2 separate regions of the Homo sapiens genome follow, and region 1 is linked to region 2. A link is a contact called in ENCODE Hi-C or POLR2A ChIA-PET data. All regions are on one chromosome and are shown on one strand. Each heading gives the region's core, a stretch centred on a gene start or an enhancer-like site at or near the end of the contact. The rest is flanking DNA. Distances are from core to core; before and after follow the strand shown. Region 1 has its middle 64 kb from the start of MIR1538. Region 2 overlaps CYB5B (cytochrome b5 type B).

Evidence for each region. Hi-C counts contacts between places; a loop is a spot of excess contacts on that map. ChIA-PET counts read pairs that join two places held with the same protein, here RNA polymerase II (POLR2A). Pooled maps may share reads with other maps.
Region 1: a map of Caco-2 shows a loop between it and region 2 (5-fold over the local background). The contact joins two enhancer-like sites. A Hi-C loop is called at or near these places in 1 of 168 maps with a recorded cell type or tissue (Caco-2), 7 of 37 single-sample maps with no recorded cell type and 6 of 50 pooled maps. POLR2A ChIA-PET finds 5 or more read pairs at or near these places in 8 of 52 experiments (AG04450, BJ, GM12878 and 5 more).

The regions. Positions count from the first base shown.
Region 1 is chr16:69,500,254-69,503,863 of GRCh38, forward strand. No RefSeq gene overlaps it. Among named protein-coding and RNA genes, the nearest start is that of MIR1538, 64 kb to the right of the region's middle. Within about 2 kb of position 1,843, at least 3 of the 41 ENCODE cell types and tissues checked have a DNase peak (open chromatin) inside an H3K27ac peak, as active enhancers do; they include GM12878, where a contact is called at or near this core.
Region 2 is chr16:69,463,201-69,466,996 of GRCh38, forward strand. It overlaps CYB5B (cytochrome b5 type B), which reads left to right. Exons shown (of 5, transcript NM_030579.3): 5 at 1-3,064. Among named protein-coding and RNA genes, the nearest start is that of CYB5B, 40 kb to the left of the region's middle. Within about 2 kb of position 1,936, at least 5 of the 41 ENCODE cell types and tissues checked have a DNase peak (open chromatin) inside an H3K27ac peak, as active enhancers do; they include GM12878, where a contact is called at or near this core.

The DNA of each region.
Region 1 (3,610 bases), core at 593-3,092, 37 kb after region 2:
GCTGTGGCATCTTGGGGAGGGGTTTTCTAACTCACGCAAGGATATTTGGTTAATTCCGCAGCTCTGAGATGTTCTTGGAAACTTGGGGGTTTTATACCATGGTGTTCTGGCCAGGTTGCTTCTGATCTGGAGGGAAAGGGAGAGGTTTCTGCCTTCTGGCCCAGGGCCCAACTCCACAGAAGGATGTACTCAATCTTAAAGAGCAAGAGGGCGGATGCGGACACGGCCTAGCCTGAGACCTCACGGGGAGCCACTGAGATGTCCCCAGATCAGAGGTAGGGGTGAAACATGTAGAGACTGACTGAGGGGCTGACCCTAGGGTCACAAGGACAGTGCAAAGTTTTGGTAGTGCTGGGCTTCCTAACAGCTGCCAGGAGATGCTGTCAACTCAGACAGTTGTCACCTCCAGCTCCCAAGACACAGCAGCAGCATGGCCATGCGGGTAGCCATCTGACCTCGACCTCTACTTACCATTCCACATTCCATGAACAAATGATGACACCACGGCCTCTCCTGTCCTGTCTTTGACAGAAGAGCCTCAGCAGTTTCCTTTTATTTTTTAACATTTTTTATTTAATTAAATTAAATAGAGAGAGAGTCTCACTATATTGCCCAGGCTGGTCTCAAACTCCTGGCCTCAAGCAATCCTTCTGCCTCTGCCTCCCAAATTGCTGGGATTACAGGTGTGAGCCACTGCACCTGGCCTCCTTTCATTTTTTAAAAACTTTTTATTTTGAAAAATTTCAAATTTACACAAAAGAAACAAACAGAATATTATAAGGAGTTCTTGCATATCTTTCACTCAGATGCATTAATAACGTCCTGTTGCATTTGTTCTCTCTTTTTTTTTTTTGAGATGGAGTTTCACTGTGTCACCTAGGCTGGAGTGTATGGGTGCAATCTTGGCCCACCGCAACCTCTGCCTACTAGGTTCAAGCGATTCTCCTGCCTCAGCCTCCTGAGTAGCTGGGATTACAGGCATGTGCCACCATGCCCAGCTAATTTTTGTATTTTTAGTAGAGACGGGGTTTCACTATGTTGGCCAGGCTGGTCTTGAACTCCTGGCCTCAAGTGATGCACCCACCTCGGCCTCCCAAAGTGCTGGGATTATCTCTTTCTCTTCCTTTCTCCATAAACGTGTGTGTGTGTGTGTGTGTGTGTGTGTGTGTGTGTGTGTTTGTATACTTTTTTTCCTGAACAACTTGAAGGTTAAGTTGTGGACACATTTATACACTAATCTTTGAGTGTGTATTTCCTAAGAACAAATCTGTTTTATTATATGACCAAAATATAATTAGAAAATATAGGAAAGTTAGGCTGGGTGCGGTGGCTCACACCTGTAATCTCAGCACTTTGGGAGGCCGAGGCAGGTGGATCACAAGGTCAAGAGTTTGAGACCAACCTGGCCAACATGGTGAAACCCTGTCTTGCCTAAAAATACAAAAATTAGCCAGGCATGGTAGCGGGCACCTGTAATCCCAGCTACTCAGGAAGCTGAGGCAGGAGAATCACTTGAACCCGGGAGGCGGAGGTTGCAGTGAGCCGAGATTGTACCATTGCATTCCAGCCTCAGCGATAAGGGCAAGACTCCATCTCAAAAAAGAAAAAGAAAATGTAGGAAAGTTAAACTTGATCCTGTTATCTAATACTGAATACTGTTATCTAATCTATAATTGGTATGCCAAATTTCACCAGTTTCCAATCACGTATCTTACAGCTATTTTTTCTCAGTCCAGGCTACAATCAGGATGCGCATTACATGTTGTTGTCAGGTGCTATTACTCTTCTTTCATCTAGAAGTGTTGCTCAATCTTTCTTTGTCTCTCATGTCCTTGGGAGTTTTCTAAATGAAAGTAAATCTGAAAGCATTCTCGTGGCTGTGACTTCTCTAAATGCTAACTCAGGGGGAAAAAAAAGGAAAGAAATACTTTTCAGTTCCTTGCCTTTGAAGCCTCCGGACAGGTGGGTTTGACAACATCTATTTTGGTCATGCCTGGGCAGTTCTGGCTTATCCATCTACACTAGTCTCAAATGATCCTGGGATTTGCTCTTGGGTACACAGTAGATGCTTAATAAGTAACTTGCTGATGTGCCAGGAGAGAAAGTGAATTGGACCACTGGGTGGAATAACTCAAATGACATTCCAGGAAGGTTTTGCTGCTGTAGATAGAGAGACAAAGGGCTGGCTCTTTCAGGCTGTGTCAGCCCAAGGGCAACATGCAGTCTTGGACTTCATTATCTTATTTCTATTACATAGTGCACTAAGGTTCTCTTTCTCCTCAAATTCCCCAGCAGGAGAGATAGGACTTTCCACTGCAGGCTGTTCAATTCACCAAGAAGAGGAAGCAAATCACAGATCCTGACAGATCCTGCTGTCAGGACTTGGCCAATTTTGAGATGTAATTAAAAAAAATTGTTTATTTTTATTAAAAAAAAAAAGAGTTGGAGTCTCTATGTTTCCCAGACTGGTCTTGAACTCCTGGGCTCAAGTGATCCTCCTGCCTCGACCTCCCAAAGAGCTGGGATTACAGGTGCTCAGCAGACATGTAATTTTTGATCTCCAGCCTGGGGTGTATACATCTGGATTATTTCCTCAGGAATAAGAGAACAGAGCCTTGAAATCAACCTGTTTGAAATCAGCCAGCCTCCAGGATGATCCCGGTCTACGGCCATAGCACCTTGAATGCATCTGATCTCATCTTTTTTTGTTTGTTTGTTTTGTTTTGAGACGGAGTCTCACTCTGTCACCCAGGAGTGCAGTGGCACAATCTCGACTCACTGCAGCCTCCCTGCTTCAAGCGATTCTCCTGCCTCAGCCTCCCGAGTAGCTGGACTACAGGTGCCCGCCACCACACCCAGCTAATTTTTTGTATTTTTAGTAGAGATGGGGTTTCACCCTGTTAGCCAGGAGGTCTCGATCTCCTGAACTTGTGATCTGCCTGCCTCGGCCTCCCAAAGTGCTGGGATTACAGGCACTACCCATCACGCCCATCCTGATCACATCTTTTCTTGGAAGCTAAGCAAGGATGGGCCTCGTTAGTACTTGGATGGGACACCAAGATGGTCCCTGCTGATCCTACCACCCCTGGTATCCACCTCTTCCTGTAGTCCCTTTCCTATGAATCAGGGCTGGCATACATGAACAATACAATAGGGTGACAGTGACTGGGTGTGACATCCGATGCTTAGTCATAAAAGATAATGCAGCTTCCACACTCATCTCTTGTCTAGCTTGTTTTGGAGGAAGCCAAGTTCTTTGAGCATACTCAGGTGTCCATGTGGACAGGACCTGAGGCGCCCAGCCAATAGCTGGCACCAACTTGCCAGCTATGTGAGTGAACCACCTTCAGTGTGGATCCTCTAGCTCCAGGCCAAGCCTTCGGATCCTTGCCACACTGACCAGCATCTGACTGCAGCCTCACGAGCAACCTGGAGGGCTCCAAACACCTGACCCTCAGAAACTGTGAGTGATAATAATTATTGTTTTCTGCCAGGCACAGTGGCTCACGCCTGTAATCCAAGCACTTTGGAGGCCAAGGCAGGTGGATCACCTGAGGTCGGGAGTTTGAGACCAGCCTGACCAACATGGAGAAACCCTGTCTCTACAAAA
Region 2 (3,796 bases), core at 686-3,185:
AAAAATACAAAGAATGGTGTGGCCACCTCCTCCCTTTCAAGCTAGGGCAGCAGGTAGCTCTTCCCAGCCCCTGAGCCCAGCCCCTTCCCAAGTGGTGCCGGACAAAAAACTACATGGCCCTTTCGTGTCTTGGGGGTGGAAAGGTAGGGATGAATTGGGGTGATAGAACCCTGGTGAATTCAGAGTAATCTTTCTTTAGAAAACTGGTGTTTTCTAAAGAAACAGGATAGGAGTTTAGAGAAGGCACCAAAGCTTTCACTTTGGTTTGGCACCAGTTTCTAACCATCTGTTTTTTCTACCCTAGCTATCTTTTATTGGTAAAATATAAATGTATAATTATGTTTGTAGAGCTTTACCAAGGAGTTTCCCTCCTTTTTTGTTTGTTGATTAGCAAATTTTTGATTCTCCATTTTCCAAAAGTAAGAGACTCCAGCATGGCCTTCTGTTTGCCCCGCAGTAAAGTAACTTCCATATAAAATGGTATTTGAAAGTGAGAGTTCATGACAACAGACCGTTTTCCATTTCATCTGTATTTTATCTCCGTGACTCCAACTTGTGGGTTTGTTCTGTTTTTCCATGAGAATAAAATACTGGCGGTTTTTTTCTCAGATGTGTGTTCATTGAGAAGTAGGTTACTAGAATTATGTTACTGTGTCTTATTGGTTCAATGATGATTTCTCTGGCATATTAGACTTTTATTTTTTCCCCCATGGAAGCACTTGAGGAAATAAATAGTACACTGGCTGTTTTCTGCCAGCAACTGTGGTGATTTTTCTCCCTGTCCTTTGAGAATTGCTAGTCTGCTTCTGAGCCATTGTCATATCCAGCAGGGAGCAGCTTGGTTCAAGAAGGACCATAGAGGCTGCTCAGCATCTCCTCCCTCCCTCCCAGCTTGCCAGGGATTTGATGAGACAGGAAACTGCCCAGCAAACCAGGGACTGCCCATGTAAACTATTTAAGAAAAAGTTCAACCCAGGTCTTGTATCCTGTGATTTAGCAGTTGAATGAATACAGAATTCATCAAAATAATATTAACCTTGTACTTGCACACTTGGATATATTTGGGAGTAATTTTAGGAGATTTCTGGCTGACTTTTATTATCAGGGATATGGGTTTAGTAAAGCTTTTATCTTTAGAAAAATGTTTGTATGCATTATAAGATGCTACTTTTAAGACAATATTGAAAAAAACTTTGGTTATTATTTAACAAAAGTGGTATGACTTGATGCTTCTCTATTTAAAGGCAAGGAAGGATTGGTATATGATTGCCTGTAATAAATAAATTGCGTGATTATTGGAGTACATTGGGGTAAAAGTAAAGAACAGAGGAGTATTGAGGAGCTTGAAAGGGAACATTCAAACTAAAGCCAAGCCTGAAGATAACTTGAATCAGTTGTAAAAGTGTGTTGGCAATGTCCGAAATTGAATGAAAAACATCTGGCTTATAAGAAATGTTAAAGAACTACCATCTTAAGTAAAATTGGTGTTTTTGTTATTTTTAAGGTAAATGCCAATGCAAAAGGTATGTTTTTCTACTTCACATTGGTTTTCTTTTCCTGTTTACATCTGCACTTGTTTTTTGCTGAGAGCCAGAGGAAAAGATAATTAGACTTTGTCTCTTCCACCCATGAAATCCCCCAGTACCCAGGGCTTCTTCTGAACTACTGCCGATGTGATGTCACTTTGTATCTGGAAAATCACTTTGGGGTCCATTTACTGTTATTTTGTTGCCTACAAAAACAGCCAGGTGAAAGCTAAATCTTGTGTGAGAGTTTGCAGAGGTTTTTCTATACAATAAAGTAGTATAGCACACTAGCCAAATCCATCCAAAAGGACCTTTTTTTTAGGAAGTAGACTTGAATTCACAAAACAGTCTTGACATGGGTAGCTGGTGAAAAACCCTCTGGAGAGCAAGTGGAGCCAGTCCCCATTGGCTGACAGTGCCACCTGGAGCTGGTCTCTGGGGTGTTCGGTTGTTTATTCCTGAGGAAGACTAGCTGCTGCTGCTGCTGCTGCTGCAAACTGTACTGTACACATCATGGCTGCTGGACACGAAGGAGGAGGTGAGAGAAGTTTCATGCTACCGAAATAGAGGGTGTTGGTACCACTGCCCCTGGCCTGAGAGCCAGGGTTTAAACCTGCCTCAGTAGAGTCTAGTTTGAAATGACACCAAAATTCCTCAGCCCCTACTCAGCAATTGGTTTTGGTTTCCAAATGACTTCTGCATTTGTAAAGATAACAGAGTGGTGGGGTCAAAGTTTATCTTGTGTTTAGATCTCTTCAAGACTGCTTAAGCAAAAACAAAAATCCCTTGGAACCTATCGTTTGAGCCTGTAAAGTTGTTTTAGCAGTTGTCATAAATGCATATGTTGTGAAATCAGAACACTGTCGAGTTTATACTCATTTAGCTGCAATGTGGGACAATGAAAAATGCTTTACAGGCCTGGAGTATCATTACTTATGGTATCTCCTGCTTTAAAATCTCAAGCGATATCTATCTGGTTAAATTCCATTTTAGGAGATTGAGATGCAGAACGTTAATGTTCATTACCTCCTCCTACCCCAAGAGAAATGGATTCAGACATGTCTTGTCTCAACAAGAAATTGATTTTTTTTTAAACTATCTTATTCTGTTGCCAAATATCACAGAAGTAATGAGGAGTTTAGTTACATTTGGCTGTTGTGCTCTGAAAGAGCCAGGTTTGGAATTTGTGGGGGTGATCTAGGAAGAAGGTTCCAAAGAAGCAGAGGCATTTGTCAAGTTACCTACCCTATATCCAGCATCCTCCTCATGAGCTTCAGTAGCTGCTCTTTGCCCACGCTTGTATCCTACGTTTGCTATTTGGGCAAACCATTACTTCAGTTATTTAACTTCCCTTTTTTTTTAACTTCACCTTTGACTATGAACAAGTAACGGTAACATTCCTTTTGTGTATTCAATAATGCAGTTAGTTTACCTTTTTCAGAATATTTTGAACAAAGATCTTTGTCTCTTTCTGCTGGAATGCGCACACAGTGAACGTTTGTTAGAACTACACACAATAAAGACACTGTTTTCCTTTTCTTGCCCCGACTACACTTATTATTTTTAATTTAAAAAGGTGTTTTTTAAGTAGAAGTGTTGGTTTTGTAATCCTCAGGTGTTCTGGAAGAAAAGGATTTCAGAAGCATGACAGTCTCCCGTGTCTGTGCTAATGGTGTGTTTAGCATAACGTGGTGGGGAGTTCCGTGGTTCTCCAGGATTCTCCTCACTGTTCTTTTCGTGAAGTGAATCGTTCATTTGATAATCGTGAAATGCAAAAAGCAAGGCTGTGTTTTAATGGCTGTGAAGTGGGAACGGGGTAGCCAGGTTTGAGGTTCTGTTTCCACTGAAAATACCTACTGACAGAGAAGCCAGTACCAGGTAATACTGTTTTGTTATCTGCAATGCCAGTCTTCAAATGATTGTTTTTCTTGGAAATAGCTAAACTGTTGGGGAAAATTAAACACTGAGATTGAAGTTTAGTGACTGTGTTAATAAAACAAGGGAAATAAACCGTTTTTATAATTACCTTTGAAACATACTGATAGCCATCTAACATTACTAACATATCAGATTTCTGTTGAGAGATTGTTCATTAGGGCTCGGCTATTTCACTGTCACAGGAACTGAGGATTACTAACAGGAAAGGATAACCCCATTCTTGTTACCAAAGTTTGAATTTAATGTTTAATCTTTGATACTAGTAAGAATTTATTATCACAGCACTGTCCCTGATGCTGAATAGTGGGTAGGTGCTTGACAAATCCTGGTTG